4 separate regions of the Homo sapiens genome follow, and all the other regions are linked to region 2. A link is a loop called in an ENCODE intact Hi-C map of the cell type or tissue named here. Cell type or tissue: IMR-90. All regions are shown on one strand. Region 1 overlaps LINC01491 (long intergenic non-protein coding RNA 1491). Region 2 holds the start of SEMA6D (semaphorin 6D). Region 3 has its middle 250 kb from the start of SEMA6D. Region 4 has its middle 280 kb from the start of SEMA6D.

Region 1 (8,000 bases), 100 kb before region 2:
TAGGACTCAGCAATAAAAATGAATAAATCATTGAGGCATACACCAACATGAATGAATATTAAAAACCTGTTAGGCAAAGGAATCAGACACCAAAGACCACATACAGCCTGCTCCTGTTTATATGAAGTTCAGCAACAGACAGAACTAATTTTTGAAATGAGAACAGAGTTGACCTTGCAGGGGATGGATTTGGTTAGGAGTAACTGGAAAGGAACATAAGGCCACTTTCTGGGATGATGGAGATATTCTGTGTCTTGATTACGGTAGTGGTTTCACGGGTGAATATATTTTTCTAAGCTCATTATCTATATGTAAATTTAATTCAGTAATAATAAATTTTAAAAATAGAAATAAGCGCCGCCCCCCACCCCCCACAAAAAAATAGCAACTTAAAGAACCAAAATGAAGTATTTAATCAAGTCTCAGGACAATGAGGAAGTAACATCTTATGTGGTTTAATGATAATATCATACAGAGTGTTAGACTGTAAGACAAAAAGAACAGATAGCAGAAAGCAATTTAACCTTCTACTATTATACATTTAGCATGATATTATGTTCAAGCTCTCCACCAATCATTTTGTTTTATATTAATGATTCCCCAGGAGAAGTAGTTTCACTTCTGGCTTTTTAAAAGTAGTTTGGCCTGTTTACTCATATTAGTAGAAACAATACATTCAATAAATCATCACAGCCTCCCACGTTCCTTGGCTGGCATAAAGCTGCTGACTGACGGTGTAGCCGCCAGGCTCTGTAGGACCTGCACCACCAGGCTTGCTAATTGCTACACAGCCAGGCAGATTTGAAGAGAAGATTATAGGAGAGGAGGCAGGGAGATGAGGAAGTGTGCCAGGAATTATGGAAGATGGTAAGGGCAGCCGAATCAGCATTTCTGAAACTAGGTGTGGTTTGTCTACCTTGATGTGCACATGGGCACCACTGTACTCACAGAACAACATGGTTTCTGTGTTTTTCATCAATATGAGCAGTGTCCGTGGCCATTTGACACAGTTTTCCCAAGTCCCAGACTTCTGGGATAGCTTTGGCTTAACTATTAAGATAGCTTCAGCTCATTCCTCATTTTGATGACCACACTTTAACTGTTTTTGGGGACATTTCTGAGAATTCCTAGATGGTCCCCATGTGTCCTGGTGTCAACTGACAGCATTCTCCCAGCCTGGCTCACTTTCCCAGTCCTCTCTGGCCTCTGGGTCCCTGTGACCTGCAGTGTGAGCACAGTGTACCCAAAGCAGCCTTGTCACCAGGTGGATCCTAAACTTAATGGCTCTTCAAGCTCTTTTAAAGGCATGAGGAAACCTGGAGAGTGATTGTAGCATTTGTTGTCTTAGTCTGTTCTGGCTGCTGTAACAAAAATACCATAAACTGAGGGGCTTATAAGCAACAGATGTTTACCTTTCACAATCCTGGAGGCTGGAACATTCAAGATCAAGACAGGTTTGGTGTCTGGGGAAGACCCACTTCCTAGTTCATAGAGGGCCATCTTTTTGCTGAGACCTCACATGGTGGAAGGGGTAAGGGAGCTTTCTGGGGTCTGTTTTATAAGGGCACTAACTCTATTCATCAGGGCTCTGCCCCATGATTTAATCACCTCGCCAAAGGTACCACCTCCCAATACCATCCCAGCAGGGTTGGGATGTCAACACATGAGTTTGGGGGAACACACATTGAAACCACAGCAGCTGTGCAACGTCACAGTTGCTGAGCTCTCAGTATTGGCAGATCCCCATCATCCTGTCCTGAGAGCTCCTTCCTTGGGCCCTGGCTTCCTCATCTTATTGCTGGCACCTGTGCTTTCCTTATTGAATCTCCTTTCCACTCTTCTCTTCCCCACCCTGTTACTGAGACCGGAACAGAGGAAAGGAAAAACTCATTTCACATGACAGCAAGCTCTTGTCATTATTATTGCCTTACCGTGCACAGTAATTTAGGTTCTCTTGTCTTAAGAACCCCATTCCTGGCCATGCCCTTGCCTCTCTAACCAGGAATCCTTTAAATAAAAGTGTCCTGCCCTCTCTCTTAATCTTTGCACACCTAGACACCCTACTCACTATACTCAAAAAGCTGCCTTCAGTTTCATAAAATAGTATTTTTGGCTTCCTTTTAATTCATTTTTTATGAACTTTGACTTTGTTTTCCTGATACAGGGGATAGTTAGGTTAGATGTTTGTGGAAGTTCAGCATTCTATAGAACATAGTTTAACTTACAATAAGAGAAAAAGGAGAGCACACAGCTCAGAGCCATCCTGTCTTCATTTCCTTCTTGCCTGGCTGTGTAGCCACTTTTATTTTTATTTTTTTATTTTTCAGGTGTTACTTTAATTTTTCTCTATTATGGGCACTGAGGTTGGATAAGCATGGGTCTGCCTCTGTCACTGCTTCCTCCAGGCCAGCAAGGCCCATGCAATGGAACTGAGCTAACAGACAGCAGTTCTGGCCACAAAGATGACCCCACTCAGCAGCCAGCCCGTGATGAGCCTGCACATTCATGTTCAACACTTTACCGCTGGCTGCTTGCTTTTACACCAGCTCTCCTATCTGATCCCACATGAGAAGGCTGCTGGAGGAATCAAAGTTCTCTGTACCACTAAGTTTAGCCTTATCCAGTGTTTTCTGACCACTGTTTTTTGAACCCTGATCTCCCCCAAAAATAGGCTTTGCCAATTTTTTCATATCAAATAAGAAAACTCCAAGGCCACTTGCTCTTCGCTCTGGCCTCCACTGCCTTGGTTTTATAATGTAGCAAACCCTTCTTCCACAAGACGCCTGAGCCCTGGGTGAAGCTGTTTTCAAGGAACAGGGTCACACATGGCTGCCCGGCCTGGCAGGCCTGCAGGCTTGCTGGCTAAGGCCAACTATAAACAAACCTGGATTAGCATTTTAAAACAGGTTTCACCAAAAGGATAACTATTTGTCATAGAAGAAAATACTACTGATTGGAGCACACTCAGACTGCCTTTAGACATTCTCCCATGCCTGTGTCCTACTTTCCTGGGGCAGTATTACAATATTTACCATAAAGCTGAGCATGAGCGTGGGGTCTGTGAAGTTCTGAGTTTACTGGCATACTGTCTTTCTTCCACTGCAAGAGATTAAGAAACTGGAGCTGAAAATGAAAATGTTCACTCACATTTTCTACACCAGCACACCAGAGGAGACAGCAATAGCTTCTTCCTTTTTCTTTTTCTTAAATAAATAGCACAAAGAATTGCAGCCAGCCAGCTCAGCTTGGGCCAACTTTAAAAGCCCACCACCAGATCCCCACCAAGATAAGCAGCCCCCACACGGAGGTGATCCACCATCATCTCTGAGAGATAACTAGGAAAAAAAGGAGAGATGCTTTTACAAAAATATCATGATTTGGCTCCTGGAGAAAAGGAAGGGCAAAATGCAAGTGGTGTTCCTTCTTCTCACCTTGGTGGCTTCCCCAAGTAGAAGAATTAATAGGCTTAGGGCTTATTAAGGTGAAATCAAAAGGAGAGAAAGACAGAGAAACTGTAATAACAATGGTGCTAGAGACTCTGAGGGTTTCCAGCAGGCTCATTTGTTTCAAGGAAGAACATTTAGGGAGAGGTGGATCCCCCTCTGTCTTCATTCAGCTTCAAATGGAAGAAGAAAAGCAGGAAGTATATAGCTAATATAGAAGGTATGATCCAAAATGTTGAAAACAATTCCACCTTTTCTTGCATAAACATTTATTGAATGTGTATTACGTGGCCAGCACTGTGATTGATATGGGTGATATTAATGAGATTCAATCATTGAGCTTATCTTTGTGAAAGAAGCCCTTCCACTTGCTGAACTGCTGAGACAGCCTCTGACGATTCGAATGAATCAGATGCTAGCCACAGTTCAAATGTCCTGTTGTGGACCATTTCTGAGCCTCTGTAATGGAGTTGCGGCAGTGATTTCAGAATCAAGCTAACCTACTCTAATTTTGGAAGCATTTATCTTAGCCTTTCCACCCCCCTCCCCACTTTCTACATCTGAATTGTTTGCACCACACTGATATCACTTATGTGAAATGCTAACCAAATTTCTTTCCCACATTCGACCTCAGTTTCTCCATATGTGTTGTTATAAAATCATCTGGTTCTGAGTCATTCAGTCTCTTGGCAGATGCTCAGTGCACTTGAAGCTAGTACGTGCTTGTTTGAAGTCCTTATGGTTCAGTCCTCCCTGTCTGTCAGTCAAGTGTATCTGCTTAATATCTCTATACGTTATCTCTATAAACACGCCTGTTGAAAAAATAATCTCCTGAAATACCAAGCTGATAGTATCTTTTCCAGCTATTGGGCATTGTTTTCTGTTTAATGAATAAAAAGTTTTCAGAAATGTGCATTTTAATTTACGTCCAGGACAGACTGCTGTCAGAAAGATCTGCTGGAATGCTTTCCTTTGAAAAAGAAGCTGGCAATGTAATACAACAAGCAGCTGTAGGCGGCCACATTATCTGCCTTGTCTTTTTCAAGCCTAGCCATGGGGTGTGTGTGTGTGTGTGTGTGTGTGTGTGTGTGTTTTGGTTGAAAAGTTGGAATGGAAATGAAACGAGGTATTTTTGCAGAAATTAAGCAATTACTATTTGCTGATGTAATGTCAATTCATAAGTGACCTCTGAACAACAACAAAGCACATCACTCGAAAATTTAAAAATAATCACTTCACTGAGCAAGCAGATGTATTTGTTTAGGTGAAGCATCCAAGAGTTACCTGACCCCTCCAGCTCACCCGTACTGCAAAAGATGGGGCCCCGTGTACCCATCAACCCGAAGAAGGACTCTGAAACCTCTATCGCCTACAGCCCGTGGGTTCTGACAGCAAAGTGAATCACTTCTGGGGAAGACAATGACTTGTTTACTTTTCACTGAATTGAAAATTGAAGATATTTCATAATAGGGTCTGGGAAAATTTACCAGATGTTTCATTGCACTATGTTCTCCTGTCAGGTCCACAAGATATAATGCTGAGAAAGGCTAATAAATCAAGGTGGGTATGAAAAGCTTAGGGATAAAATTCATAAAAACTTGAACTGCGGGAGGACACCTTTTCTCTAGCTGCTAAAATATGAAATTTCTTGACTTTTTTGGTGCTTCACAGATAAACTAATATAAACTATAGTTCTCATTTTTACTCATTTCTCCCTGCTTTCCTTCTATTCCTTTCTGCTCCAATTTAGCCAATCTAATGTCTAAATACAGAATAGAAAAATGTGTCTTCTAATTTACTTTAAAATGATGACTGGATGAATACGTAACCACTGCTCTGAATGGAAGACTTCGACTGGAAGACTTTTTCACATGACCCAGGGAAAGGCACAAAGAAACAAAGCTTGTGATGCTCTAAAATAATCAATTCATTTGGCCAACACCATGCACAGAATGGAAAGCTTTTGCCTCATTTTTCTTCCCCCCGCCTTCAGATTTTCAAAGTGTTTTATAAAAGCAAGTGCTAATAAACTGTGGCATTAACTAGAGAACACTGGTGCAGACTTTATTCTGGTCATCTGTTACTTACTTCGGGCCACTGTCTGTGCCATAGGAACTACAATCCCAGTTGTCTTAGTTATCTATTGTTGCATAACAAATCATCCCAAAACAAGAAATACATGTTATCTCACACTAACTTTCTGTGGGTCAGGAATTTGGAAGCAGCATAACTGGGAGGTCTGGCTCAGGATCTCTTGTGAGGCTGCAGTCAGATGCTGACAAGGGCCGCAGCAAATGACGCTTGACTGGGGCTGGAGGATCTGACTCCAAGATGGTGCACTCACATGGCTGTTGGCAGGAGGCCTCAATTCCTTACAGAGTGGATCTGTCCATAGGCTGCCCAAGAGTCCTCATTCCATGGCAGCTGGCTTCTCCCAAAAATGAGTGCTCCAAGTGAGAGAGTGAAAGAGAACTAGCAGGGGAATCCACAATAAGCTTTATTACCTAGTCTTTAAAGTCACACACTGTCATGTCTGCTTTATTCTATTTGTTAGAAACAAGTCATGAAGTCAGCCCACATTCAAGCAGAGGAGAATTAGTCTCCAACTCTTAAAGGGAAGAATATCAAAGAATTTGTGGACATGTCTTAAAATTATTCCACGGGTTGAATAGAATTTTTAATTGGTGCAGTTGACAGTGAGATCTCAATCAATACCATACATTGAAGAAAAAGAAGAAGAAGAAGAAAAGAAAGAAAAATAAAAATAAAAGCACAGCTTTGTTCAGGCCACTCCTTATCTTGCCTCATGAACTTCCATCTCAAGTCCCACCCGCAGACCTTATTTCATTCTGACACTGCTCATGGCTTTCACTAACTTCCCCCTAACTCCAGCTGTTGATCTGTCATTAGTAAATCTCAACAACATTCCAACCTGTTAGAAAAAAAAACAATAAGGCAGAGGCTCAGGTACCCCTAAAGTCTGGAGTCATAAGAAAATTAAAAATCTGTGAGTTCAGAGGACAGGGGTAAAGTGTATATGGAAAGAGGAGGGAAATTCTCCACAGATGGGACTGTTTTATCTGATGCATCCTGGAGTTCTGAGAGGTGTTGCTAAGGCCTCCCAGAGGTTGCTCTTGGCTCCTCCTAATGCCAGGGTAGGCAGCTCAGCTCTCCTATGTGTATCCAGCCTAGTGGATTTCTCTCTGGTCACTCCTCCGCAGCTTCACTGGGCTTCCTGGGCACAATGCTTGCAGCCTCTATTCAGAAGTAATCATGGTACTAAATCACTCTCTGCCCATTATCATCCAGAGCCTGTCCATAGACAGCTTTATCTCCCACCAGGAAGTCTGTTCTGATCAGCCTTTCACCGACTTCCTTTCATGCTTGCAAAGGGCAAGAAAAGTGGCTTCAGGGACTACCAGCTCACAGGGCACAGTCAGTGGTAATGGTCTTATCACTCGGCTACCTTCTCCTCCTTCCCAAAGGGAGCAGCAGTTAGTGTATCTGAGCCAGAGAGTCTGGCTGAACCATCCTATTACTGTTTTGTATAAAGCACTTACAGAATTCCTCGAGGGGAGAGGAGTCTCCAAGGGGAACTTGTCTCATTAAACTGCTGCCTGCTTTCCAAGCAGCCAGAGAGGCTCTGAGCAGGGAGATGCGACATTTGGGGGCTTGGTCATGCTAATGCAGTAACCTCTGGGCACAGGGACAGCATAATGGGGGAATCACTTCAGAGGAGAAAATGGGAAATGCGCTCTTCTCCTTTGCCCCATTTAATGGGGTTAAAGAAGAAACAATGACATTTTTATAGTTGTAAAAATGTGTCCAGTATAGATGCTTCTAGGTTCCTGTACCTAAAAACTCTTTATGATTTGTTCTATTCTTTCTTTTTTTTCTGGAAAATTCTCCACTATCTCTGCTCTATATTATTCTTTACTTAGCCCTAGATAGATTTTTAAAAAATGGCTTCTGAAGATGTGGTCTTTTAAAAGCTTGGTGAAGAAAGACCAAAAATTTCTTTAAAAGGCCTCTGGCCACAATGTCTTTCATCTTTGATTTATAGGAACCATTCAAAGGAACTCTCTGGAAAATAGCTTTTGGTGTTTGCTAAGAAAGCACCACAGAAAACAAGCCAACTCCCAGGTTGACAGGATGCTCTCTGCAGAGGACTTGGGGATTGCATTTTCAAAGGCTTCCAGAGCAGGCTGATGAATCTGGAGATGATGTATTCTGGATGCCAAATCATTAGGGAGTTCACTCTACTGGCAGCGTTCAGTTTCAGAAACAGGAGATGTAAACCTTCAGCACAGTGGATGGTATGTCAGGGTATGACTTCTGAATACCATCCTGCCCCACAGTGGGGCTGGCAAGTTTCTACTTCTCCCCTATCCAAGCTGCTTAGCCCAGAGAGGAAGAGCTCAGTTTGCCTCCTTCTTAGATGGGGATTTTAAACAAGTGTTTACACATTTACACTAGGTGGCCTGAGTCAGGGGCGGAGTGAGCTGGTAATGGTAGTGTGTCACGCACCTGTGGCACACCACCTTCCAATATTAGAGA
Region 2 (8,000 bases):
AGTTTGAGAAATAAGTACACCTCATGTGGTATCTGTGTGGACCACTGATTTGATCGCCCTTGGTTACATAAATGGTTGTTTTTCAAAGTAAGAACGTCTAGTAGTTTTCCTGTTGGGAGAAATGCAAGCAGCTTCAATTATCAGTGGCACTGCCAGTGTTGTCAGGTGTGAGGAGGAAAACTCCACCTGACAATAGCCACCTCAACTAGAAAGTGTTATGGTATGTTTAAAATAGTTATGTGATTTTTATTCTCTCCGTGTGTCATGGGAATAAATCAGAACACTTTTTTTTTCCCCAATTGGAAGTTGGCAGCTGTTCACAAAATCAGCGGCAACCCAAGACACTAGCTTTGGTAGATATTAACACTAAGTCTCCATTCACATGAGCCACAGAAAGTGAGATCTCTCACTCTAAGGACAGATTCAATGCGTGAATTACACTTAACAGTACATTGAATCATTCACTAGTGTTAAAGGCAGGTAGGCTGCACCACTGCAAATATCTGGTATGGATAATCTTGCTTTAAAATCTCTAGAATAAAATAATACACTTCTAAAGAAAGAAGCATATCTACATTTCTTGTCAAAAGGTCTGTTTTCCCATCCTTTATTTCCTTCTATTTTTGCTCTATTGAAAATACAGAGAAACATATCTGGCTCACCTGGTGTTGGAACACTGGCTAGCACAGCTCCTTGCAAATGATAAATATTCAGTAAATACTGCCTAGTTGGCATACCCCAACTGCTTCTTGCTTCCTCTAGAAAGGCATCTAGAATATGCAGGCTTAAAGTCTATCAATTAAAATAAAAGACAATATTTTATCACGCAATATAACAAGGAAAGAGTTCACCTCCTACGGTTACACTACTAATGGTTAGGCATTCAGCCAGGCTCTTAACTCTGCATAAAATGCATCAAAAGGGTGAAAAATGACCCTATTTCAGATGCATTTTTCACTCTTTGTATCTTAGTGAAACTCACATGCAAGAACAATGACTAAGCTAATTACCAAGGTTTATTATGATGGAGCAGCAAGAAGTGAAGAACTTCTCCAGTTTCAATAAGTCTTTAGCAATTATGGCCATCTTTGTGAATCAAGGCTCTGATTCCTGTTTACTTGCTTGTGGCCTTTCAAGCGACAGAAACCACGACATTGATGTAGGGGCCTGCTTACCCCAGTCACAGTTACTGGACAGAGCCTTTCTGTGCATGCAGCAAGGAACTGAAGTCTTCTGGATTTCTAAGTTGTCCTCACTCTAAGGACTAACGGATTTACATCACAGCCATCTTTCAAATCCATCAACCCATCAAACCAGGGGAGACATGACCAGATGGTGCTATTAGAGGGCACCAAAAGAAAAAAAGAGAGAAAGAAGAGGAAGACGGCAAAATGCCCACAAATCTAAATCAAACTCAAGTTAACCAGCTGTTGGTGATGAAGAAGTCACAACATTTCTGGCATACTCTCCTGAGTCACAGAAATGTTCCAAAAAAAAAAAAAAAAAAAAAAAGAAAGGTTATTGATATAGCATCCCTACGAGGAATAAGGCCAGGTAGGAATATTCTGTAGGATGCAGTAAGAAATAGTTGCTAGTTGTTAATCTAACAAAATGTGCCAATGAAAGAAAACAGTCTGCTCAACAACACATTTTGGAAGCCTTAGGGTTATCTATTTAACTGTCTTTCTGGAAGTACATTCTAAGAGACCTAAACCAAACAAAGCACAGACAGTAACTATAAAAAACAAAACTCAGCTATGGCTGAACTATGGTTTATTTATCTCTAGATGTTTAGGTTCATGGTAATATAGACCCAAATCTCAGAGCTTATCTGGCATTTTCTATTTATCTAAGCCAGAGTAAATGTTTGTGTAATATCTGCCAGCTTGAAAGAATATGCCTGTCACTCACTACATTAAACATGACTACACACAACTTAATTTCCTGAGTTAGACACCTAAGAGAGTAAGGGGATTTATTTTTTAACAGCAAGAGTAAACCAGTATCAAAAGCTACTGTTTTTAAGCCACCAAAGGAGAGTAAAATCCTTCCCTTGAGCGGTCTGAGATGAGATTTCTTTATACTACAAGGAAGAAACCTTGAAAATTTTCTTCAAACAAGTATTTTTCCTATTCTAAGGGACAGAGATCAAACCAGTTTAGAAAAATGTTAGACCTTTCCCAGGGACTTCAGCTTTGGAATAAACAAAATAATCCACTTAATGGCCCCAAATATCAAGTAGGGGGAAGGGCAACCTTAAAAAGCACCCATAATTTTTATTACAGACTTAAAATTCTTACCGCCAGAAGTTTTGGGGAAAAATCGTCCTACTCATTGCCCTTTCACCCCAAGTAACAGGAAACACTACAGTTATTTTTAAAGGAAAGCCCCCGCTGTAGTGGCAGACATAAGGTCCAATGACTGTTGACGAAGTCTATATATCTATAGTAACGATGTGCTGCGCCTTCCCTGTGAGATCATCCAGCTGACGGCGCTGAGGGCTCGGGATGCTGGAACATCAGTTACCGAATGGTCACCCCAGAACAGGGAGTACTGCCCTAAGTTCCTCAAACGCTGCGATTCATACCGGGACTTCAATCCCCCTCCACACCCCCACCCCCGCCAGCTCCCTGACATTTCGCCTTTTAACAAGTTCAGGATTTAAACAATCACCTGACAGCAATGGTCCCAAGAGTGGATGGAGCACAAATTTTTCAAACCCAATTCTCGTGCACACTTCCAAGTCCTTTATGACCTTTCATTTCAATCCAAGAATTACACATGACAGAAGAAGCTTCAAGCCCTCCTAAATTACCCAAGGAAGGAGGCTACTGTATCAGTTTCTGCAGACCAGGGACAAACACCGCCGCTGTCAAGACGGGAAATAAAAGTTTCCCTACCTTCCTCCTCACCATGCCCCTGCCAGCGGCTGCCGGCGCGAGCGGCGGCTCCCTCCCGGCTGCAGAACGCCTCTCGTTGCCGGAGAAGGGGCTCAGCAAAATTGACTCTTCCTTATTTGTTTCCATCCATAATTGATGGGGAGATGAGAACGTAACACATCTCAGCACCGAGCTCTTGTCGCCTGGCGGAGACCCTGTCCAAGACGCTTCCGTAAAGCATTTCCAGTCGGGGAACAAAGCACGGAAAGTTGCTGGGTAGAGCGGCCGGGAGGAGACACCGGGAGCCGGGTGGGCGGTGGGGTGGCCGGTGGGCTGCTCCGGGCCCGGGAGTCCGCCCGCAGCGCGCTCTGCCAGTAAGGGGAGAGGGACGGTGGGAAGCGGCCGCCCTCCGGGCCTGGGCCGGGGATGGGGATGGCCAAGTCACCCGAGCTCCCGCCCCTCGCCGGCAGGCACTACCCGGGGGCCGTGCAATCCGGGCGCTCACTGACAGGTATCCTACGCCCGCGAGGGGCTGCTCCGGCCTCAACTGCGGCGCTGCGCCCCTTCTCCAGGACGCAGGCTAATGCTCGCCCGCCCGCTCCTAGCCGGGCGCAGAGCTGCCAGACCCCGGGCGTCCCAGCGTCCGCTCTGGGGCCAACGGGCGGGAGGGGGCGGCTAAGCCCGCAGGCGGCTCCTTCGGCCTTGGCTCAGCTCTCCCCGGCTGGCTCCTGGAGACGCTGTGCCCGGCAGAGAAGCAACCCCTGCTAACCCCAGCTATGTGCGGGGGACGCCGAGCTGGCTCTGCCTGGCAAGAAACTTTTACTTGATGCCCCCTCCGCTTTTTTTCCAAGGGGGTGCACAGTGGAGGAGGGCCTCCAAGTCCACTTGCCCCTCCCCCTAAGCCGCCAGCTTTGCCAGTTTTGACGCGTCCGCCAAACCTCTCTAGCCCTTTGCGCGTCCCTTGCACGGCAGGCAGAGAGAGCAGCTTGGAAAATAAATCAACTGTCCAGTGGCAACACACACACACACACACACACACACACACACACACACACACACACAGCGATTCGGGATCTCAGGTTCCGACCCCCACCGCGCGCACACACACACACACACACACACACACAGCGATTCGGGATCTCAGGTTCCGACCCCCACCGGGCGCCACAAGAGCATTAGCAAATTGTTGAAAACGGTCTTACCTCATTGGGGGGAGGCTGGTAAGAAAAAAGAAAAAGAAAAAAAAAAGCTTGCCACGCGCAAGGAAGAAAGAAAATAAAGAAAAATATTGTAAAAATAGATATCCCTCTGTCTCCTTAGGTCTTGGCTTCCTTGATAGAATCCTGAAACTCGCCACCACCCCTTGCAGCAGCAGCAGCAGCAGCGGGACAGAGCAGGAGCAAAACAAACCGATGCACGGCAAATGGTGTAATTCGATCCATCTCCAAGTCAATCCATCAGGCGAGCCGGAGCCTGGCTCCCTCCACGCACTCGGCAGCTCCCGGCGCGGGTCCCACCCCCGGGCACGGACGGCAGGAGGCGCGGCCGGCCGGGCGCGCTCGCCCTCGCGGGTGAACCGTGGCCAGCGCCGCCTGGAGGCCCCCACCCTGGCGCCGCGGCCCTGCTGACCCCTCGGTGGCCTCCGCGTCCCTCCTCTCCGGCGCTCTGCTGCGCACCCTCCCTCTCCCCACCTCTGAGTAGCTGCTCCTTCTAGCAACTCCCAGTGCCTCAGTCATCCAGCTCGCAGTGGGTGCTGCAGCCTGCGAAGCAACCTTTTCGATTCCCTCCCTCTTTCCCTCTCGCTCACTTCTTTCAGAGCTTTCCTCCAGAACCCAGAGGACAAATCACTGCAGCCCAGGAGAGCTGCGGGCGCAGTTGTTCCGTGAAGTTCTGCCTTAGTTTTCCAGTGTAAGATTTATTTTTTAAGCACATCTTTACAAACCCGCCCCCACATTACCCCCCCGCCCCCCATTTCTCTTTATAACCACTAAGCAAAACAGCTGGGAAGAAAGCAATCAAACATTGCTTTATCTTTATAAAATACAGAAATTGCCTACTAAAAATCCCATTTCTACTTTGAATGAAAGCCATTCTGTACAGTATAATTTTGCAGGCTAATGACCCGGTTTTACAGGCAAGTGTTTCATGTAATATGTTGTGGGAGAAATGAAAATGTCCTTGAAGTGACATCATTTAAAATTGACTGTCACAAATGAAAGGAAAAAAAAAGTCACATATTCCAAAACAAGAGGATTTTAATTCAAACTTCATTTCCAAGAACGGGCTGTGTTTTATTAATTTCCAGTTGAATTATGGATCACTGAGGGCTCTAAATGGCTAGAATGAACCATGATGCCCCTGTTTAAAGAAAAAGAAGAGAGCTTTTTCCGCCAAACTTAATTTTCATTTGAGTATGGTTAATTACCGTGAAAGAGAGAAGAGAGGGGCGCAGAAAGGACTTCCTTTCCTCAATGGTTCCTGCTTTCTCCCAAACACAGTTACATGTTTACATTTAGGAAAAATACCCTGGTCCTCGTTGTTTCTGAAACTTCCAAGGACAGCCTTGAAAAGGAACTCAAAAAAGACACCCCAAGCAACTGCTGCAGGACTCATCCGGAGAACTATTTCCTCCCTAGTTAACACTGTGTAACCCAAGGAAAGAAGGGGAGAGAAGGATGAGGAGTCTTTTAAAATATAGACTCTTTCCTGCTGTTCTTCCAATTAGAAGAAAAGAGTAGGGGGCGGAAAGAACAGCTTTGGCAACACAGCTCTGTGATTTTTTTCCTGTTGTTATTAGGTCTTTTGTTGGCCGGCTAGTTGGTGTTTTCTGGTTGTGCTGGGCTCTGACATCATTGCAAGTTACTTGGCAGTCAGGGCCCTTCCCCAGCCAACTTCTGACCCAGAAAGCTGTGCCTGTTTCCTGGCGTCCAGTTATTCTGTATTTTCTCCATCAAGGGAGCAAGCCCCCGTTGCAGGCAGAGGATACTGTGCATTGCATAAAGATTGCAAGGGGGTGGCCATTGGCTTGATGAGGAGTCAAATCGCCACCCACCTGGAGACAGAAAGCTCTTGAGTTGTCCTGCATCTGCAGTAGCAGCAAAGAGGGAAAAAAAATTAAATTCTGGAGATTCCTAAATTCCTTGCTAAAATTCCACAATCGTCAGCTTTCCAGAGTGCCACCTGAAGAGTGCAATTTGCCCTAGACTGAGTTCCTAAATCCAGGAAAAAATAAACTTTTAGATTGCAGAAGGATATGCTGGTAGGTCGTTTCAAGCCATGGATTAGCCGTGTTTTCAGTCTACATTATCAGTGAAGACTTCGGAGTCGATCCCTATATTTGGCTTGCTGGGGATGAGAGGTAGGAAGTAGGCTCTTCACTGTGGCATGGTACGAATGGTATCCTTTACCTTTTGGTCAAGACCAAAATATTACTTTTAAGCATTTATCATTTCCCTGGTTCCAAGAATCTTGATAGGAAAACAACGCTCCTTTTATTTGGATTTTAGTGGAAAGAAGTCTAAGGAAAACTGCTAACTCTTTATGCAGCTACCATTGTTGTGGTTTATTAGCATTTGGTCTCATCAGTTGATTTTACACACTTTTAACCTTTTAACTTTGCTACTTCTCCAGTCTAACTCCCCCCTCTCCCTACCTTATGCTTTAGATGCTAGCATTACCCAGAAACTTGCGGTTCACCACTGTGCCACACTGTTTCATGGTGTCTCTGCTTTCTGGGTACTCCATCCCCATATTGGTATGTAGTTTAATTTCTGCTTTTCCTGACTTCTAGCCAACAATTTGTTTAAATGTCAAAACTTGCCTCATCCCACTAGCCCCTACCATGGGCATAAGTGCTTTTCTTCTGTGCTCCCCTAACCAGTTCACTTACGTAATTAAGTAAATTGAAGGCAAATTACCGATTTAGCATGTCTTCCCCACTCGACACTCCTTAACAGCAGCAATCTCTATTTACCTAGACAGTCCCAGTGCCCACCACAGTGCCTGGCATTTAATGGACGCCCAATAAATACTTGTTAAACAGATCTAACAATGGAACCTACGACTTTCTCACACTCCCTTATGTGCTAAACCAGAGAATACAGTCAGCTCTAGATTGGATCCTTCTCCATTTATTCATCCTGCGTCCCCAGGACTCAGCAAAGTACTGGCATGAGAATGTTTGTTAAATGAGTAAAAGAAGGAAGGTATGGATGAATGGAGATAATTGAGTGTTTTCACCAGAAGAAATTGTAAAGGGCTCAATGCTTTACATGGTTAGTGATTATGCTTAAACATTATCTACATACATTTCCCATCAGTGGAAAGTAGTCATTTTGTTTACAGTCCAGTTTGAAGCATAACGGTCATCTGAAAATTACAGAAAATCTGTGTGTGTAATTGTTAATAAAAGTTCATCAGTCATCAGAAAGTACAACTTCTTAACTGTTATTAAACAAAACATCAGTACTTAATATGCACCCAAACTCTGTTCTAAGCATTTTACAAATATTAACTTGCAACAATGCTACAAGGTAAGTACTATTATTATTATTATCATTTTTATAGATGAGAAAACTGAAGCTTAGAGAGTTTAAGTGAATTGCCTAATGTCACAGAGTAGTAAGCAAGTAGGAGTTGAATTCTACCCCTTACTTAGTTGTAATAGTAGTTAATAATAGTGAGGTCATAGTTAATAGCAATAGATGATAATGAAGTCTTTGGAATATTAGTCTGGATTGAAACCCAGGCTCCTCCTCTCACTAGACTTGTGACTTGGGATAATTTATTTAGCCACACATGCTTCAGTCTTCTCATCTGGAAAACAGGGATGATGATAATAATATTCAAATTGATTTTATAAAAACAGAATGTGGTAATGCATGTAAAGTGTTTAGCATCTGACCTGGAACAAAGCAAGCACTGAATAAATATTAAACAATGCTTTTATAGATTCTCCAAAGGCAGCAGAATCTGGGAATCCTGCAGAATTGAATTTGAAACTTAATCCAACCTCACATTAAATGTGAGATTAAGGGCAAAAGTCCATGCTACACAATAGGTTTGCAATAAATGTTTGTTCCATTCCATCTCCTTCATTTTCTTATCTATGTGTATATGTCT
Region 3 (8,000 bases), 250 kb after region 2:
GCGTAGGTGTTAAATGGCTTTAATAAGTCAGTACCTACTAGAGGGATGCTGCACATATGAGTATTTCATTGAAGTCACACAAGACGCTTTGAGAAGAATCATATTTTAAGATGATTTTTAAAGTCATGTGACATTTGCTGTGAAAGATATACTTGTAAGTTTAAGACTTAATGCCACATACCCTTTGTGCAATAAGGTTTTCATTGCCTAGAAATAAAAGTGTAGTTTTTGTTTATGGTAATTTCATGGTATAATAGAAAAAAAACAAATATTGAGCAAACATTCTACAATTAATTAGGCCATTTACTCTTCAATCTACTTCTCTAAATTGAAAGGAGAGAGGCCTCTGGCTAAGATATTCTGACTCCAATTGTGACAGGGAGGGTCTGTCTTCCTCATGGCTCAGTGGTAAGCCTGCCTCAGGCAGCCCTCAGCTTCTTCTCAACTCAGTTCACTCCATGAGTCCAAAAGCAAGGCGACAAGCTGACAGGAACTCAGCTAGAATTCTTGGCCTTCTATTCAGCTTCATGAGCCAAAGGGAAAAGAGGCCACCTTCCAAGGTCCAGCCAGCTAGGAATTAAGCCTCCTTCTCCTTTTTTCTTCCTATACCATTGCCAGAAAGCCTGTGGACAGCCTTCCCAGGCTTCCGGCTCCCCTGGCCAGCTGGGAAAGGCACAGCCTTTCCAGAACCCGATGAGCTTGCCAACAATTTTTTTTTTCTTGCCCCATGTAAGAGCCAGAATTGCGAGATTACAAAGCCACCATCACAATATAGTCACTAATAGATGTTTTAAGAGTCCAAGGGGAAAGAAGGAGTTTCTGGGTCAAAGAAAAAGAAAGAAAATGATGAGTTTCGAGCAGTGTAGTCACAGTTTTTCAGAGTTTGCTGATAATCAGAGCAAACCTTTTCCTTCCAGGGGACCCCAGGCAGTCTGGAAGACGTGTCTCTGAAATCCGTTCAGAGCCATATTTCATTAGTTTTATTTTATGAGAAGCTTTCTTTTTAAGCATTAACCCCAATTCTCTAACGCATGAAAAATTTAAGTTCATACTTTATGAAGAGGCATAATGCTGGTACCAAATCTCTATTTTACATATAGACTTCCTGAGGACTTGATGGAGAGCCAGCTAGTGACTCTCTTTCTTTCAGAGTGTGTAATGTGAGTCAGGGGACTTCAGCATAATTACTGGCTTTGACAGGTGATGTAGATGACTTCCAAAGTTGGCCTTGGTGTCTCTTGGCTCAGGAACTCCCCTGGCCCAGCCACAGACCCTCTCTCAAGAGGTACCGACTCTCTGATTTGGCCTGGTATTATCAAGGGTCCACTGGCTCCACAAATCCTAAATCTTCTCTAGCCCCGGTTTTGGACTGGAACCAAAGCTGCCTCTGCAGTGGCTGAGGGGAAGGGCCCAGAGTGCAGTGGGTACTGCCAGCTGTGAAGTGAGGGTGAGGCTGCCACTCCTTTCCAGGGAGGCCTGTCTGCCTCCTCCTCTCATCTATGTCCCCAGTCTCACGGCTGTCCAAAGGATTAGCAAAGCATTTTCTTTTCCTCAGACTGACCCTAGAGAAGACGTAGAGTCTGAATGTCTCTTTTCCAGGAAGTTCCCATGACTCTTTGGAGAGCAGAGTGCTGTCTAACTTATCACAGTTACAGTTTCAAATGGCAGGTACTACACAAAACATTGGCACTGTCTTTCTCCAGAAAAATGGGTGTCATTTGCTCTATTATCTGCATAACTATAAGCAACCAGGCAAGTAGTCCTTGACAGAACAAAAGCATCTTCAACCCAAAAAAAGTGATTCTACCTCCTACCTTAGACTTCAGAATCCAGTTCCAAAAATCAAATCAATATTTTCCACATTGAACAATTTCAGGATTCAGTCTTCACCTATCTCTCCTTTATATATGTGTATCTCATTTAATCCTCAATTCTACTTTTTATATCAATGTTATTGGTATTTTTATTGATATTTTTGATATTTTTAATATGTTATTGATTTCTTCTAAAGCTCAGAAGAAATTAAGATACACAAACCACAAGATTAATGCCACATAGATTATAAGAGATGGAGGCAAGATTTGATACCAGTTCTCTTTGGCCACAAAGCCCCATGTTCCTTCTACTACATGGAGGCATCCACATTCCTCCAATAGAGTTCTAGGGTCATTTTGAATTCCCTTTTAATATCTTTTCTGTTTGAGAGAAAAATAAATTGCTCCTGCTCTTGTGATTTGGAAAGCATGGCCTACCGATAATTAGGGCATGTGGACTTGGTTCTAATTCTAATACTGCCAGTAGTGCAATAAGTGACTTAAGCAAGACATGGCACATTCTGGGCAACCGTTTTAAAAATGCCATCCATCTTTAACTTTTTCTTATTTCTCTGTACAATAGGGGCTATTAAAATACACAGGATTTAGAGCCCATGCTAGTGTCTAATCCGGCAGCACTTTGGCCCCTTTGAGAATCGAAATGGCAAAGCCAAGGTAATATGGTCTCAAACTTCAGCTGTCCTGCGTGGCTCCTATCAGTCACAATTGCCTTCTTGCGTTTTGCTGATCTCACTTAACCTTGCTTTCCAAGGATAAAGTATTTGTGTCCTCTATCTATTCTCTTTTCTCTCCCTCCATCCCCTTCCCCCTTCCCTCTCTCTCTTTCTCTTTTTCGTGTGTGTGTGTGTGTGTGTGTGTGTGTGTGTGTGTGTGTGTGAGAGAGAGAGAGAGAGAGAGAGAGAGAAAGAGCACAGCCAGGTAGAACTCTGATCACCGGAGGTTGGTATATTTCAGGAATTGTCTTCCATTCTCCTGACACACATTTGTTAACCTCAGATGTTACTACCGGCATTTTCTTTCATAGACATGCCTCGCTCTCTTCCCAGGAAGACACTTAAAAATCAAAAGCAGACTACCTTGTAATCTAGCTCCTCCCACTAGGCCCAGCCCCTAGTCTGGCTCAAATACCAAGGAATATGGGCTTATCTGCCAGGCTGCTCTCTACTGCCATCTCATGGTAATTCAGCCTTTCTCAGAGAATCAACCTTTCAGTAGGTGCAGACCCTCACAGGAGACAGAAATCATAAAGGCTCATGTCTGCCAGAGCAGCAGTCTTTACGACAGATTGTGTAGGACTTAAAGGCTGAAAATATCAAGAAAATTACTGAAGGAGTTGAATGTTTAAGCAAGGTGTATATCATAACTTGATTTCAAAAAGTAACAATTAAGAAAGTATGACTTATGACAGAAGGTGAATCCTGAATCAGAAAGACCCATTTCTGGGGGGGAAAGTGGGAGTTTGAAACATACCAGAATCTTGAAGATATATTTATGGAGATGAACAAACTGAAAACATCACTAAGAGTCAGCAATGATTTCAACACAATGACTAGGACAGTGCGTCAGTGTCTCAGAGTCTATAAAAGCAAAGTCACAATGAAGTCCACTCAGTCACCCAATGCCGTGTCACTGTGTGCGTAGAATTGTCGACTGCCCTGGCCCTGCTCCCACCAACATTCATGAGGAACAGCAGCCACATGTCCACTCACAGACTCTCTCTGGCACTTGGCTGCTGCTTCTCCCATCACTTGATCATAATTTGGAGTATTTCCATCTATAGGCATCATGCAACTTGCCTTCCTGTGTGGCTGCTTAACAGACAAGGCCATTACAGTGTACACATTTGGTTATGAAAAGAACACACTTTACATTGAATAAAATTTGGGAACACCCCACAAAGGACTGTCAGTGTATGGCATGCAACTCACTGACCCAGGTTATGATTCAAACGGTGTGCTTGGGCAGTGCTTTTATTATTTATCTTTATTCTCCTCCTATTATATTTTTTTCTAAATTGGCAAAGAGGGTTTAGATAATAATAATAATACTTGTAGTTTGAGCTGTATTAAATCAAGAATCCAATCTGTAAAGCTAACCCAACCTGACCACTTAGTCAAGCTCGTCTAATGCCAATTTGAGGCAAAAATCAAGATTAGGTTAAATATTTCCCTAAAGGAATGAATCTTCCAAGTTCAAACTTAAATCAAACAGCAGTATCATTCCATGCAGAAGAGACATAATTGCAAAAAAGTTCATGCCTTACCTCCAGCAGTCTTGGGCTTCCAGAGGGCTTCAGGCTGTCGATTTGCGAACAAGAGATCCAGGATTACGCATTCTACAGTAAATAGAAAAAAAAAGAACAAAAATATATTGGGATAGCTACAAATGCTGTGAAAATGTGTCACCTACAGACTACTAAAAAAAGAGAAAATAAATTGGAATTAGGTTCATAATTCCAGTTGATATAAGCAATTCTAGGCCTTCAATCAAAAAGATTTCTCCATGCAAAACTTAATAAGTAATCCAACAGTGCTGACCAGGGCCTGACAAAACATATGGCATGGTTATTGTAGGTAAGCAAGACCATTAGGTGGAACAAGGACATGGAATAAAGTAACACCAAGGCACACCGTAGCAAAGTTATTTCCTTTCCAATAATTACAATTAGTTCATGGGAAAAGTCTTATTTTGGTTAAAGTATGTCTCTAAACTGTACTAATCTCTCTTTTAACTAATTTGGGTATTGGTAGACAAGATTCAACTAGAATTTATTAATAGGGTTTTTTTTTTCATTGCATTTGTATTTATATGTCTTCTATTTACCATCTGCAGGACACTGTGAGGAGCAAGTTGTGATTAGTATACAAAGTCTCGTGGAGTTTATAATCATGTGCACACTTTTCTGAGAGGAGAAATAAAGTATTTCCTTATAAAATGGTTTTCAACTTAAGTGGGAGTAAAGTAAATCTTAAGTAAATAATAACACTTTTAATATATCAACATACAAAAGATCTTAAAAGTAGTAATAAGTGACTGAGTTTGGGAAATAGAATTTTCATGAAGAAGGGAGGTAAGCATACCTGGGAGATTGGAAGCTAAATGAAGACAGAGTCAAGGATGTCTTTGTTAATTTTATCTCCAATATCCAGCAAAGTACATGGCATATGATAGGTATTTGATAAATACTTTTACAATAGATGAGCAAATAAACACTTTCTGGAGAATCTGGAGGATGTTTAAATGTCTGAGCTACTGATGGGCATGAAACAGGGCTTGCCTATTATTGTAATTCTAATATCTGGAGTTGTTAATCTAACAGTACTCTGGGAATACTTACTGCATATATAACTGAACAGGTTGAAGTGTCCTGATTTCTTAACATTTCTCAAAAAGAAAAGGAAAATGAAAAAAACTGAAGACAATTTTGAAGTCCTCCCCCCACTAAACACACACACACACACACACACGCACATGCGTGCACATACACACACACACACACACACACACACCTTAAAGCAACTGTCCTCAGGCATTCCAAGGCAGGAAATCCGCCCCTGGTTGGGGCAATAAGGGGGTGCACTGCCTGTTAAGAGTTTTAAAATCATAATAAAGTTCAATTAAAAGTTGATTTGCTTTTTATCATCACCTTGCACTGATAATTCTCAATCATGTCAGTGATAAAATACTCCTTCCTCTGGGCAGACAGCTCCCACTACTCACTATGCCATTGAGTTCAGAAAAGATGGGTTATTTACTTAAAACAGGTAAGAAATTATGCTGACAGGAAATTTGGCAGTGACAGACTTTCCGTACCCAGAGACCTCAAGAGTTCAGGGGCCAATGAAAAGGAAAATCCAGGACTTTCTACATAAAACATTCCAAGAAAGTCTAGACAGGGTGGAATAGGAGGAATTGGTCTTGGAAATCATTCTGAATGGCTTCCTAGTGTGTTGATGAGGGTAAGCGAATGCAGCCCAGGGGAAGGGCTACTCCCTTTAGCCTGAGTGTCTAACAGTTGTGGGCAATTTTATCTGTACTATTCAAACCTGGATATTGGATATTAACAATTCAATCTGTGCTTTATTGATCTTTTCTGTAGAAGATAAGTAAGGAAAAGTGCCGCTTTAATAATTGCACAGCCTGTCAACAGCAAAATATGTAAAATAAAGGGTTTTGATAAGCAGGTGATCTTTCGGAAGGTATTGGGTCAGCTGCTCTTGATAACTCCCCCTTTGCTGTGAACTCGCTCCACGTAACACAGCTCACTTCATATCTACAACTGCCTCTTCTGAGGTTAGCCACCATGGCTGACCATGGCCCTTGGTGACTTGTGTCCTTTCTCAGAGCCGAGCTTTCACCCACTTATACTGAGTACCATGAGTAGGACAATTCTTGCTCCTCATTGCCTGTTTCCCTGCAGAGCTAGTGCTCAGACACTTGTTTCCACACCATTTTACCACTTCTTCGATTGCAGTGGTTGAAACAGTCTCCATTTCTGCTAATGCTGTTAATTCAGGATAAATTCTGCTATCATGAGAAAATGCCAATAATGGAAATCACTTTCAGCTGTAACTGCATTTTCAATGATGAAGAAACATAGGTATGAACACACATACACACACACACACCCGCACACAAACACACAGTAACATATATTTAAATTAGAAACAAGGTTGAAGTTGCTAATTTTCTTGATTGTACTGTATTTCCAACAAGAAGGCAGTCAAATCTAGTGCAATAAGTGACAATCAGTGGCATAAGACCATTATTTACATAACATATGTATTGGCCTATGCTTCACCAAGCACTGTGACATTAACTGTCTCAAAACAATCCTGTCGGTATTATAATATTATTATAATATAATTTTTATGCTACAGATGAGGGGAAACACTAAGGCCGTAAAATTAAAGACAATTTTTCCAGATCACATTACTAGTAGGGGAAGGAGTTCAAACTGGTCTTCTTTCTGCTTCCTAATGGAGCAGGCACATTTACTAAATGGCACCGATGCTGCCGGTGTAGGTCTTACAGAAATAATTACGACAGTGATAAAGAACTATATCAATGATCTCTTAGCATCCTGGCAGGGAAAGAAAAGAGACAATGAGTTAATCCCTAGCAAAATGCCATGATGTGTAAAAAAGAGAGAAACAGCTCCACTTCCATTTCGCAAGCACCTAAGTCAGCGCTTGCAAAGTTATCCCTAATTCAACAGCTTTTTTTCCATCCCTTCCTCTACTTCTCAATCTACCATTTAGCTAACATTTTCCAGTAGTTAGTTTCCAGAAATTTGCCAACATTCTTGCATATTCAGCCTTTAAACATTAAATGAGAATACACAGGGTATATGGCCTTATGTCAATCTACCTTCTCTACATTGCCTCTTCTAGCAAGCATTAGCATTAATACCGACATGTTTACATCATAATTACTTTAATTTCCTTGGCCCCAACCAGACCCGGAGTGTGTCAATCCACAGTGATTTCCAGGGTGGGGAATGATAACTGGTCTATGAAACATAAATTACAATAAATGCTTGGAAACTTGGCATATCACTTCTAAAATGATCTCAGCCTTGTAGCAGGGAGGGCACAAGCCTTTTACATTGATATGGATAACTCACAGTTTTCCAGGTCTTCATGTTCTCATTTCTAAACAAGAACAAAAATTATTATCCTTGTGAAGAAAAGGGAACCCTTATATACTGTTAGTGGAATTTTAAATTGGTACAACCATTATGAAAAAGGTGTCAAGGTACCTCAAAAAAACTAAAAATAGGCTGGGTGCAGTAGCTCATGCCTGTAATCCCAGCACTTTGGCAGGCCAAGGTCGGTAGATCATTTGAGGTCAGGAGTTTGAGATCAGCCTGGCCAACATGGTGAAACCTCACTTCTGCTACAAAAAAAAAAAAAAAAGCCAGGCGTGGTGCTACACTCCTATAATCCCAGCTACTAGGGAGGCTGAGGCAGGAGAATCACTTGAACCTGGGAGGTGGAGGTTGCAGTGAGCCGAGATCACTCCTCTAAGCTGGTGAGCCTGGAAGACAGAGCAAGACTCCATTTCCAAAAAAAAAAAAAACCACACACCTAAAAACAGAACTGCCATACAGTCTAGCAATTCCACTTCTCGGTATATATTCAAAGGAAATGAAATTATTAATGA
Region 4 (8,000 bases), 280 kb after region 2:
GGAGCTAGCCATCTGTGGAAAGAACATAACCAGAAGGACAGCAACTGCCAAGATCCTGGGGCAGAAGCCATGTAAGGTGGGTTTCAGGAACAAGAAGGAAACTAATGATCTGTAGCATAGTGAATAGGGGGTGGGAGATTTTAGGGGAGGAGAAGAGATGGGTAACAAAGAGTCAAATCTCATAGGATAAAGTGGGCTGTTACACGGATGTTGGCTTTTACTGTGTGCAAGGTGAAACTCTATCATGGGGATTTTCAGTAGAGAAGTAGTAATATCTGATCTATAGTTTAAAAGATCACTGTGGCTGCTGTGTTGAGATGGGTTCTAGGAGATCATGAGACAAAGAAGAGCGATGACTTAGGAGGCTATTACAATCAAGAGATGATGGTAGCCTGTACCAGAGTGGTGCAATGGAAGCCATGAGAAGTGGGAGGTTTCAGTATATATTCTGAATATGGAGTCAATAGGATTTTCTGATAGATGAGATGTGAGATGTGAAAGAAGAGAGGTGTCAAGGATAACTCCAAGAAGTTTGGGTGTGAGCAGTTAAGATGATGAATACTACAAGCTGAATAACCTTTGTGGGAAATATCGGAAATTCACTTTAGAACATGTGAAGTCCAACAATTCAGTCACACAACCAAATCTGGTAGCAGTTATAAATTGGAAGTCCCAAGAATGACACTACCTTTATAACTCCCTCCACCACACACATCAATTCATCCCAGATTTTGCCAGAAACTTAAGTCGCAGCAAGGTACCAAATAAGAAAGAAAATTTCTATAACAGGCTCATGAATAAAATAATTTTAAGGGGTTATTTTTGGTGCTTTCAAGACAAACATGAGAGAGAGAGCCCAAGGTTTTTATTGAGTGTTACCTCTAGGAAAAGAAAATTTGTAATTATAGCAAATTAGCTGAATCACCTGCACCAGGCTATGACTCAGACAAATCAATGCTGCACAGGTCTCCTGAAGGAGGTTCTCCTTTAGTCAGAGAAAATGACAGTGATTAAGGGCCAGTCCAGGAGGTTGGTATCTAAGGTGAGAGACACTTCTTTTCACAGTTTAACTAACCAGATACTGCTTAATTCCTTTGCTAATTTCAGACTGTTGTGGGTGGGGAATGATTTGGGATGAAGGAAAAGGATTAATATTATGTAGGCAAGTGTTCTGAGGAAAATTTACACAATTTATTTTCAGTCCAGCAGGAACTGAGTATTCAAAAACTTTTCTGACATGCTTGTAGATGACTAATAATTTTGATACATTCATTCATTTAACAGTAAACTTTATTACTGCCTACTGAAAATCACAGGTTTTCTTAGTGATGGGAGTAAAAACATCATAAGACATGACCCTTGCCCTAAAGATCACTGTGAACTTTCCAAGCCTATAAGAAGGCTAGATGTTCCTTTTGATAATCTGAATGGGCACATAATACAATTTGGATTAGGCACAAGACAGCAATTGGCTAAGGAGATATTTGACTAAAGGAACCATTGGAAACTTCTTTTTCATGGTGAGGAATGGAAACTTCTTTTTAGTGTCAGTGAGAGACAGACAACCAAACCATCCTCTCTTCTATCTCCCCTCCCCTCCCCTTCCCATCCCCTCCCCTCCCTACCCTCCCTTCTCTCTTTCTTTCTTTTCTTTCCCTCCCCTCCCCTCCCCTTCCCTTCTCTTCCTTTCCCTGCCTCCTTCCTTTCTTCTTTTATTTTTTTTTTTCTGAAACAGAATCTTGCTTTGTCACCCAGGCTGGAGTGCAGTGGCACAATTGCAGCTCACTGCAACCTCAACCTTCTGGGTTTAAGTGATCCCCCCACCTCAGCCTCTTGAGTAGCTAGGACTATAGGCATGCACCACCACTTCCAGCTATATATATATATATATATTTTTTTTTTTAATAGAGATAGGACTGCCCAGGCTGTTTTCAAACTCCTGGCCTCAAGGGATCCTTTGGCCTTGACTTCCCAAAGTGCTTGGATTACAGGCATGAGTCACTATGCCCAGCCTAAAATATCCATCTTTAATGTTGGCACCAAGTAATCATTTTTACATAGCATTTTTTCTGCATCATAAAATTAAGAACATTAAACTTCTACTTGAGATAAATATATAAAATATATATATACATATATTAGTAATTTAGTGTCATTAGAGCATCACAAATACTATTTGTATTAGTCAGGTCAGGCTAACAATGACATGGTAACAACCCCAAATCTCAGCACATTAATACAGCCAAAGTCTTTTTTCTTTTTTTTTTTTGTGAGACAGACTTTCACTTTTGTTGCCTAGGCTGGGGTGCAATGGCATAATCTCAGCTCATTGCAACCTCCGCTTCCTGGGTTGAAGCGATGGTCCTGCCTTAGCCTCCCAAATAGCTGGGATTACAGGCGCCTGCCACCACACCCAGCTAATTTTTGTATTTTTAGTAGAGACGGAGTTTCACCACGTTGGCCAGTCTGGTCTGGAACTCCTGACCTCAGGTGATCCACCTGCCTCGGCCTCCCAAAGTTTTGGAATTACAGGCATGAGCCACCGCAATCGGCCCAAAGTCAAATTTTTAATTTGTGCTACATATCTAATATGGTGGAGGGCTTTCCTCCATAGAGTCATTCAAAAGACCAAAGTGCTGAAACACTCAACCCCCTCAGAAGATGAGAGACTGGTTCATTAAGTGTGGATTTCTTACTGCTTTAGCCTGAAAGTGACACTTCCCTTCACAGCCCATAGTCCAAAGCAAACCATATCGCCCCTACTAAACCACAAAGTATGGGGAAATACAAGGAATATTTGACAAGCACTTGTCCTTTCTATGCTATCTTTTTGTTTATTTTTAAGGAAACTGAAACACAATAATATGACTATAGGGTCTTAGTGGCCCAAAACATGATTTTTCTTTAAAGTATATAAAGAAATCAATGAAAAACAGTTTTTTAAAAAATGTCTAAGCTCTCAATGAAAGGGAAAAGGGTAAACTTAACTCAGTCAGTAGTGCCTCTACCCAGAAAGAATACAGTATGCATCTTGCATCTCTCAAGAGCCAGAGCAGAATTGGCCACACTGAGCTGGAGCATTTCAAGGGGCCAGCACACAGCAGCCACAGACTTCCCTTAGCTCAGAAAATGGTGAACGTGGCTCAACTGGGTAGGGAGCCACATGTCATTAGACTTGCCATGTGCAAGTCAGTGTTTCTTATCAGGGCCTTTGAGAGTGTATATTACAGGGCATAAGGAGGAAAAACAGAGTTTCCACCATTCTAGGAAGCCAAATTTTGCTACAGAAGATGGTGACAGAGTAGAGTGAGAACCTACTCTATTTTACTAACAATTTGGAAAATAACAGAATCAAAGATAGGGATTGATGATTCACAAACCAGGCTGCTTTTACAATAGCAACCTCACAGGAATTCTAGACTGTTGTTTAGAATATTTCCTTCTCCATTCAAAAAAATGGTGTTTTCAAGTAAGTTCTTTCAAGAAAAGCCCAGCTTCCCCACCACCTACTGTTAACTGCAAAATCTATGAAGAATAAGTTAAAATATAGTATAAAAAGAAACTGAAATTCGAATCCAATGTGATGTTTCCAACATGGTTAAGTTTAAAATCTGGCCATTTTTTAAGAATTTACAATTCAGTGATTTATTTTTAACATTTATTATCTTCCTTTGGGATCAAGAGAAAGCTGTCAAAGAACTGTGGTCTATGTGTGTGTATGTGAGTGTGTGTTGTTTCTGATGACCAGCTGTGTTTAGTCCCTCTTCAAGGTCAAAGGACGGCCCCATTTTCTTCCCATCTGGCATATTTCTTACAAAGAACGCACTGATATAAACACACATATTCCTCTTGTGCACTAAGTCTCATTCCTGGATTGATTATGGGTTAGTCAATGGGTCCTCACATATGATTCAGAAGGAGCTATGCCATGTGGGACCACACATTATCCATTTGTAGAATGAATTCTATGTACTAGACATTATTTATGTGCTGTGTAGGATACAAAATTGGATCAAATACAGACTTGACTCACAAAGTAGCTTCCATCAAATAGTGTATCACTTGCCTATAGTCTGTTTCTGAAGACAGAGAAGGAAAAAAAAGTTATGTTTATATATCACTGATCATGGAAGCTTCCAAAATAAGGAAAACAGCAGAAAACTGTCAGGATAGCATGTAGCAAGAAAAGAGAGAATGGAGGGTGGAAGAAGAAAAAAAATATCTGCTTTGACTCAGATAGCTCACTTCTTTAGAGCCAGGATCCTCCTCCCTCCGCTTCAATTCTGTATCACCATCAACCTACTGAATATTCCAATCTGCATGACCCAGAATGCACCCATTTCAACAGGATTAAACCCCTCTTTCCAAACTGCTTCCTTCCTGCTCATTTCTGTCCGTTTTTTCAGTATTTATCACCAGGCTTGAACCACACAGTTACCTTGTTCTTCCCTTTCTCCCTCAGCCTCCAAATCGATTCACTCTGTCCAATGCTACTGCACACTGTTTCTCACTTTCTAATAACACTGACTCTCTTTCAGTGGAGGCCTCAACATCTCTTACTTAGATGGTTGTCATTGTGGCCTTCTCATTTTTTCTCTGCCACCTCAACACCACCACTTATGATTTTAGCCAACTTTTGGAATTTATTCAGATGATGAAAACTTACTTCTTGCTGAAAACCTTAATATTCAGTATGTAGATGTAGTTACTGAAAGTCCATCTCATAGTTTATATTTTCAAATGCATAAGGAATCTCTGGTTAGAAGATGATGCTTCTATTACTGATTATTTCTTTATCTTAATCTCTTCCACATCTTATAATTGAACCGAATGTGACATTTAAGCCATATTTTCTGTTTACCCCATTGTGCTTTGGAAAGAGACTAAGAGTTATCCAGGAATTCCAAAGTTTTGGTGGTGTTTTTCTATATCTATAAATCAGGTATCTCCCATACTCTGCAACTTCAGTGAGTTTATTTTTCAAATTAATCACTAACCTCAACTAAAACTCGGTCTCAGAATGTGTGATCTATAAAACATTGAATTGCAATGTTTGGCAGAAAAAGATTCTGATAAAATAAAGCAAAAAATAAATTAAATGTAATAGTCACATAAACATCTCTACAAGGGGTCAATTTTTATTGAAATCTAAAACCTGCTATTCTTTTGAAGCAAAATCATAGTTTAGCTGGAGAGGTTGACTGGTTAATGAAAAGTCATTGAAGTCTCTACTGTGGTTTTTATTGCTGTTATTCTGCATCTGTTGTTTAGAAGACACATTTTATAATGGCATACTTGGATATATGTCTAATATATAAATATATAAATATATAAATACTTGGCGATAATGCCTCTAGATCAATAAATGTACAACCTTTTATTAGTATTCCAGTAACAAATAATTGAAGAGCCCAATTCAAGTTTATGTTTGCGTTGTCTATGGAAAGAGCTCAGCAACAGAAATTAACAACATAATTAAGAAGAAAGTGACAATGTCTAGAAAGAACCAATAGCATTTATCAAAATTGGTAAATATAGCTTATAGTCTATAGACAGCTTATAAGGAGGAATATACCACTATTTATCAGCACTTAGCACACTGTCTGCCACAAAGCCTCAGGAAATTTTTGTGGAATTAGTCAAAATTTTTGAGTAACCTATAAATATGGGAAGGATTCCTTCACAAGTAATAAAATCATTTTACCCAATCTTTAAGAAGAAAAAAGCTCATTAAGTTTTTGATGAATTACTGACAGTGTAGTTTATTTTAGTTTGAAAAATAATTTTTACATCTTAAAAATGCACACTTCTCACCAAAGCAAAAATGACATACATTTAATCATTTGCACTTTTAGTTTTTCCACACAGTGGTTCTCCTAAGTGATGCTCAGATCATAATTAGGAGTGGTTAATTATAGAGTTGCTTTTTCATCTCAAGTGTGGTCACATGGTCTTTTCAGCTCAGTTGCCTGTTCTGTTTCTTCTCAGACCAAGTCAAGTCACTTTGCCATTTTTTTTCTTTTTTGGGCTGAGTACTTACTAATTGTGTGTGTATATGTATATACATATGCATATAGCTGTATATGTATATACATATGCGTATATGTATATACACATAACACATATGTGTATGTATATATGCATATGTATGTTTGTGTGTGTGTATATATATATATAGAAATAAATGTGTGTGTTTATGGAAAGAAAAAGAGAAACAGGGTGAAGAGAAGGAGAGAAAGAATCAGAGAACAATTAGGTTTTAATAAGAAAATTGTTTCCCCTTCTAAAATTTCACCAGTCTCAACAAAATTTACTTTTCATGTGTTTCTATCGAACCATATTTATAAATCATGTTTATTCAGGAAAGCACTTTTTGCTCCTACTCTCTCTTCTTATCTCTATGTTACAAAGACAGAAGACATAAGAATCATATCTACATAGTTTTATGGCATGGACATTGTCTGACCTGCCATTTATTTTCAGTGTGAGTATTAACAGGTCTGAAGTTGCTCTTGGCTCTTTTAGGGTTCACTAATGATTTTGTGAACACATAGCTCTCCTCTTAAAAAAGAAAATATCTTTTTAGATCTCAGTGCCTCACACATTGCTTGATGCCCTGGAACATCACCCCAGCCCAGCCATGTAACATTGCGGGTGGTTGGGGGTGGATATTTAGAAGAATAAAAAGAAACCATTGATACATCTATCACATTTCCAGGTTGTCTCAATGAATGCAAAGGCTTGTGCATACACAGAAGACACTTATGAAATAAATAAGAGGCTTATTTATAATTATTATCTTTGTTTCAACAGAAACACTAAGATATCTTTTAGTCACATAAGGCATGATGTCACGAGCATTTTCAACTGTACTGTATCTGAAGTCTAAACTGTGCATTTCTTTCGTGCATGTGAATCAAGAGAAGGCATTCAAAACAGATCACACAGGAAGCATTTTTGTGGGTGGCCTTGGAATTGGGACCAGCCTGATTCACTCATATGCACATGCTAGACCTCAAGGGCCAATGACCAAACAGTGTTCCTGCTGTCCATAGTGGCAGTTCTGCCAGTCAACCCTATCTCCAGCCCACAACTCCATCTATGTCTACCAAGAAGGTGTGGTTAGTGAAAAATCTGGAATCACTGCGGGAGGATGTAGGTTTGTTGAATAGTGGGAAGAGTTACAGAGAGAAAATTATGTTCATAATGAGGATACAGAAAAAGGGGTAAAGATTTGGGTTTGAAGCTATTTAGTCTCCAGGTAATGTTTGAAATGGGAAGGGAACTGTTTAAACTACAGTGTTATGCTCAAATTGTGCTTTGAGGTGTTAATTTGAAGGGCATGTTTCTAAACATATTTTATTTGGTTTATTATTTAATTTAATAAACAAAATAAAAATGATATTCAATTGTATGATAAAAGTCCCTTAAATCAAATATTACAAAGAGAAATCTTAAGACTCACATTATTATATACCTTGCATACAAATAGCCATCCATCCTCAAAAATGAGACCATGAGCCCAATAGTTTTCATGTCTGTTCTTTGAAAAACAAAAGTAAAAATTTATTTCAATCTAAATGAGAAAAAAATCTTATTTGAATCAACAAGAGAGTGTAATTTATCTAGAGTTTGTGAGTTTTATTGATAGCTATAGAAATGGCCACCATCTATGATCCAGGGGACTGGCTGCTATGACTTGCCTCACAAAAGAACTCCGTGGCTAGGGCTCATGACCATCTGAGTTTTGCTGGGCTTACCTGGGCTTCCCAGATGAGAAGCCTTGCTCCTGCAATTCATCACCTCCATCCCACCTCAACTAAGAGGCTACACCGCTGAAATGGTAGAGGGATGGTAAAGAGTGAGGAGGGGTGGTAGCATTTGACTTGGTCTTGGTAGTTTCTCCATGAGATGACGCCTGGACTTTGAGACATTACCTTGGGCCTGTGGGGGAATGGAGTAGAAATGGGGGCAGGGTGGCAAGTTATAACATTGAAAGG

Evidence for each region. Hi-C counts contacts between places; a loop is a spot of excess contacts. Peaks named below come from ENCODE experiments on the same cell type or tissue, not always from the same donor. Only the 100,000 strongest peaks of a DNase experiment are listed, where the experiment ranks them.
Region 1: a loop joins it to region 2, with 2.2 times the contacts of the local background. A loop is called at or near these places in 6 of 110 quality-filtered maps.
Region 3: it touches region 2 in a loop (8-fold over the local background); 25 of 110 quality-filtered maps call a loop at or near these places.
Region 4: a loop joins it to region 2, with 3 times the contacts of the local background. A loop is called at or near these places in 3 of 110 quality-filtered maps.

What each region holds. Positions count from the first base shown.
Region 1 is chr15:47,817,121-47,825,120 of GRCh38, reverse strand. All of the region lies in intron 3 of LINC01491 (long intergenic non-protein coding RNA 1491), which reads left to right. Among named protein-coding and RNA genes, the nearest start is that of LINC01491, 25 kb to the left of the region's middle. In IMR-90, no CTCF peak of the experiment used is centred here; a DNase peak (open chromatin) is centred at 4,130; H3K27me3 peaks cover 1,608 bases.
Region 2 is chr15:47,713,774-47,721,773 of GRCh38, reverse strand. SEMA6D (semaphorin 6D) reads right to left here and starts at 4,269. Exons shown (of 19, transcript NM_001358351.3): 1 at 4,082-4,269. RefSeq lists a silencer at 4,148-4,442. In IMR-90, a CTCF peak has its summit at 4,442 (motif pointing left); DNase peaks (open chromatin) are centred at 4,293 and 4,623; H3K4me3 peaks cover 4,138 bases; H3K27ac peaks cover 1,744 bases.
Region 3 is chr15:47,466,644-47,474,643 of GRCh38, reverse strand. It overlaps a transcript of SEMA6D not described here. Among named protein-coding and RNA genes, the nearest start is that of SEMA6D, 250 kb to the left of the region's middle. In IMR-90, a CTCF peak has its summit at 3,003 (motif pointing left); DNase peaks (open chromatin) are centred at 2,983 and 3,463; H3K27ac peaks cover 145 bases.
Region 4 is chr15:47,430,662-47,438,661 of GRCh38, reverse strand. It overlaps a transcript of SEMA6D not described here. Among named protein-coding and RNA genes, the nearest start is that of SEMA6D, 280 kb to the left of the region's middle. In IMR-90, no CTCF peak of the experiment used is centred here; DNase peaks (open chromatin) are centred at 3,841 and 6,961; H3K27ac peaks cover 1,132 bases.